Regions from separate parts of the Homo sapiens genome. Here region 2 is linked to region 1. Evidence: read pairs that join two places in POLR2A ChIA-PET (ENCODE). Cell type or tissue: GM12878. All regions are shown on one strand.

The links. ChIA-PET counts read pairs that join two places held together with the same protein. Peaks named below come from ENCODE experiments on the same cell type or tissue, not always from the same donor. Only the 100,000 strongest peaks of a DNase experiment are listed, where the experiment ranks them.
Region 2: POLR2A ChIA-PET joins it to region 1 with 12 read pairs; 2 of 35 experiments call an interaction of 5 or more read pairs at or near these places.

The regions. Positions count from the first base shown.
Region 1 is chr3:152,126,017-152,128,516 of GRCh38, forward strand. The region is part of intron 2 of LINC02917 (long intergenic non-protein coding RNA 2917); the gene reads right to left. Among named protein-coding and RNA genes, the nearest start is that of LINC02917, 78 kb to the right of the region's middle. In GM12878, no CTCF peak of the experiment used is centred here; DNase peaks (open chromatin) are centred at 376 and 1,235.
Region 2 is chr3:152,478,920-152,481,419 of GRCh38, forward strand. No RefSeq gene overlaps it. Among named protein-coding and RNA genes, the nearest start is that of MBNL1-AS1, 210 kb to the left of the region's middle. In GM12878, no CTCF peak of the experiment used is centred here; a DNase peak (open chromatin) is centred at 1,552; H3K4me3 peaks cover 612 bases; H3K27ac peaks cover 1,980 bases.

The DNA.
Region 1 (2,500 bases):
ACATTGACATTAACATTGGCATAGTGATAGCCAGGATGACTGAATGAGCCCAATGCCTCCCAACCACAGATCCATGGATAAAAGATACAGAAAGTAAGACCAGAATCATGAGAAATTTAAAGGGGGAACTAAAAATAGCTCAGGAGTTGTAAAAGTGTTCAGAACAAATCACAAATAAATAGAAAAAAAACAATTTTGTTATCAAAGATAGACTTTTTAAAGCTGGGGTGCGTGCTTACCATATTACCCATGAATATTGTCAGTAGCCATTACTTTACATGTCTCTCTAAAGCAGCATTGAAAAAGCTGTTCTGAGTCAGAACATTTAGCAATAAATGTTCTCTCTGACAGCAGTGCCAAGGGACATCTTGTTGATGGATATAATCAATCACAAAGTCCTCTATTCCCACGGTCATGCTTCATCCAATCACTAAATATTATCTGTACTTTTGCTATGTGCAAGACACTGTTCTAATTTTAGTACACCATAAGAATGAATCATAGCATCTGCTCTTAGGAACAATCTACTCCAGAGGACATATAGATACCTCTATTATAGGAGCAGAAGAAGTATGTGCCACCCAAATTTCTTTCAGGAGTTCGTAGAGGAAAGATTACAAAATATTCTAACCCAGTGCCTTATATACGATCAATATTTGTCAAATTGGTTAATGAATTTATGAATCCAGTAATTTTCCTGAGCTCCATATAAATCTATTTGAGATTTTCATCCTGTATTATGTTTGTGGCACAAGATTTAGAGTTACCTCTCTATATAATATGTGTGTATATATGTGAATAAAATGACATCATTCAAGATTCTGTGAATAACATCTTTTTTATGAATCTTGGTCTATTACTAAATGTGTACACATGATTTTATGCACTTTGATTATATACATCTTTAGCTTTAATTACTCAGAATTTTACATTTCATAATTTCCCATATTCTCTTCAAAAATCTTTCTATCTCCTGGTTGCCCTCCCATCCTACTGGCTTCAGTTTCTCAGTCTCCTTTGTGGCCTGTGTTTCTTCACTATCTTCCTTATAATTTGGTCTTGCCAGGTTTCTGTCCTGAGCCTCTATTGTGTTCACTATGCATTTTTCTCTAAGTGACAACATTTGGTCTCGTGGTTTCAATGACCCACTAGTCTCACACTATTACCACATCTAATCCCCTAGCTTAGATATATCTTTTAAGCAGAGACTCAAACACTCAACTCTATACTGAAAAGCGACATCTAGATGACGTGACTCAACTCTGTACTGAAAAGCGACATCTGGATGATGTGACACACAGGGATCTGAAACTGAACAAGTCCTATTAATTCTATCACCTAAATATTTCCATAAGCCACACATCCTGCTCATTGCTACACCTTTAGTTGAGTCCCTTATTAGTTCTCAGAAACATTAATTCAACATCACTTCTCTGACTTTTCTATCTCATGCTTGCTCCCCTACCAGCACACCAGGATATATTTGCCACACCACTGACAGACTGATCTTTAGAAAGCTAATCTTATTTTGTTACTTCCCAATTAAAAATACTTTAGTGATATTACATAAATTTTAAAATAATTAGCATGGTATATGCCAACATTGATGACCTGGCCAACAACCACCTTTCTACTTTTACCATTGATCATTCCTATTATTCTCTATAAACCAACTAATAGTAAATTTGCAGGCTTTCAAGATGTCCTCTCTTCATTCTGTGCCATTAGAAATGTTTCTTTCTCTGCCCTTTCTCTCTCCTTTATCTGGTTAACACCAACTCAAGCATTTCTCCTAATACATTTCTCCTAATACATCTTCAAAAAGCAGTCTTTAATCATTAAAAATTTTTATATATTGCACCAAATATATTAGGCAGGTTGCAATCTTTGATGTAGGTATGAGTGCTTCTCTAAGATCATTTTAAGAGTTTAAAGTCTTTTTCTTTCTACTAGGAAATCTGAATGAAAAGATAATACAGACTAAAATTGTCATAGCTGTCTATATTGATGGTTAAGAGTTACTGATCTAAAGACCTAAGTTTGAATCCTGTCTCTCTCAAGTACCAGTTTGGTAACCTCAGGAAAACATTTATTTTAATCTCTCAGTTTTCTACTATCTAAAGTGGTTGTAGTTAACTGCTTCACAGGGTTTTTATGATACTAAATAAAATGTCATATATGAAGCATTTACACGAATATAATTATCCCAGAAAAGCCCTACACATCATCTACTATATACATTATATAATCTTTTATATTTAAAAGTGTATATCTGATATATTTATGAACAAAATGATACGGTGTCTGGGAATTGCTTCAAAACAATCCGGTGAAGAGAATAATCAAAGATGTGGAGGTATAGAGGAAACATGATTGTTTCTGAGTTGCTAACTCTAAAGCTTGTTAGTGGTATGAGGAGGGTCCATTACACTAACCTCTCTGCAAGAGTATGTGTTTGAAATTTTTTAGAATAGAAGTACTTTTAAAAGTATGAAGATTT
Region 2 (2,500 bases), 350 kb after region 1:
ATCCTGTCACCCGGGTACTGAGCATAGTACCCAACAGTTAGTTTTTCAGCTCTTTCACCCCTTTCTCCTTCCCACCCCTAGTAGTTCCCAGTATCTGTTGTTCCCATCTTTATGTCCATGATTAACGAATGTTTAGTTTCCACTTACAATTGAGTACGTGCAGTATTTGATTTTTTGTTATTGTGTTAATTCACTTAGGATAATGGCCTCCAGCTGCGTCCATGCTGATTTTTTTTTCTTTTCTGTTTTTTTTTTTTTTTTTTTTTTTTTTTTTCAGATGAAGTATCGCTCTGTCGCCCAGGCTGGAGGGCAGTGGTATGATCTCGGCTCACTGCAACCTCTGCCTCCCAGGCTCAAGCAATCCTCTGCCTCAGCCTCCTGAGTAGCTGGGATTACAGGTGCCTGCCACCATGCCCAGCTAATTTTTTTTTTAGTAGAGACGGGGTTTCAAGATCTTGGCCAGGCTGGTCTTGAACTCCTGACCTTGTGATCCACCCGCCTCAGCCTCCCAAAGTGCTGAGATTTACAGGCATGAGCCATCACACCAGACCGATTTCATTCTTTTATGGCTGTGTAGTACTCCATTCTGTATATGTACCACATTTTCTTTCTGAAATTGTTTACTCTGTATATGTGTGTTTATACACACACATATATAAACACACTCACACATGTATATGTACAGAATACACACATATATATTGCTGCACAGAAGCTCTTTAGTTTAATTAGGCCCTACTTGCCAATTTTTGTTTTTGTTGCAATTGCTTTTGAGGACATTGTCATAAATTCTTTCCCAAGGTCGATGTACGGAATCTGTTTCCTAGGTTTTCTTTTAGAATTCCTATAGTTTGAGGTTTTACATATCTTTAATCCATCCTGAGTTAATTTTTTATGTGGTGAAAGGTAGGGGTCCAGTTTCATTCTTTTGCATATGCCTATCCAACTATCCCAGCACCATTTATTGAATAGGGAGTCCTTTCCCCATTGCTTGTTTTTGTCAAAGATTAGATGGGATGGCTGTAGGTGTGTGGCTTTATTTCTGGGTTCTCTCTTCTGTTTTATCGCTCTGTCTGTTTTTGGACAAGTACTATGCTGTTTTGGTTACAGTAGCTTTATAGTATAGTTTTTACTTGAGTAATGTGATGTCTCCAATATTGTTCTTTTTGCTTAGGATTGCTTTGGCTATTCAGGCTCCTTTTTGGTTCCACATGAATTTTAGTGTAGGGTTTTTTTCCCAATTCTGTGAAAAATGATGTTGGTGGTTTGATAGAAATAGCATTGAATCTGTAGATTGCTTTGGTCAGTTTGGCCATTTTAATGATATTGATTCTTCTTGTCCATGAGCATGGAATGTTTTTCCATTTGTTTGTGTCATCTGTGATTTCTTTTTTTGCAGTGTTTTGCAGTTCTCATTGTAGAGATCTTTCACTTCCTCAGTTAGATGTATTCTTAGATATTTTGTGTGTGTGTGTAACTATTTTAAGTGGCATTGCATTCTTGATTTGACTCTCAGCTTGGACATTATTAGTGTGTAGAAATGCTACTGACTTTTGTACATTGATTTTGTATCCTGAAACCTTGCTAAAATCGTTTATCAGTTATAATAGCCTTTTGGCAGAGCCCCTAGAGTTTTCTAAGTTTAGAATCATATCATCAGTGAAGAGAGAGGGTTTGACTTCCCCTTTTCCTACTTGGATGCCTTTTGTATCTCTTGTTCAATTTCTCTGGCTAGGATTTCCAGTATTATGTTCAATAGGAGGAATGAGAATGGGCATCCTTATCTTGTTTTGGTTCTCAAGGGGAATACCTCCAGCTTTTGCCCATTCAGTATGATGTTGGCTGTGGGTCTGTGATAGATGGCTTTTATTATTCTAAGGTACGTTCATTCAGTGCTGAGTTTTTAACATGAAGGCATGCTGAATTTTATTAAAAGCCTTTTCTGCACCTATTTAGATATTCATGTGGTTTTTTAGTTCTATTTATGTGGTGAATAACATTTATTGCTTTGCCTATGTTGAATCAACCTTGAATCCCAGGAATGAATTCACTTGATCATAGTGAATTAACTCTTTGGTGTGCTGCTGAATTCAATTTGCTAGTATTTTCCTGAGGATTTTTGTGTCTATATTCATCAGGGATATTGGCCTGTAGTTTTCTTTTTTCACTGTGTCTTTTCCAGGTTTTGGTTTCAGGGTAATGCTGGCTTCATAGAATGAGCTAGGGAAGAGTCCCTCCTCCTCAATGTTTTGGAATAGTTTTCGTAGAATTAGTATCAGATTTTCTTTGTATGTCTGGTAGAATTCCACTGTGACTCCATCTGGTCTAGGGATTTTTGTTGGTGGTTGTGGTGGTAGGTTTTTATTTTTTTAATTACTGTCAATTTTGGAACTTGATATTGCTCTGTTCAGTGTTCCAATTTCTTCCTGATTTAATCTTGGGAGATTGTGTGTTTCCAAGAGTTTATCCATTTCCTCTAGATTTTCTAGTTTGTGTGCAT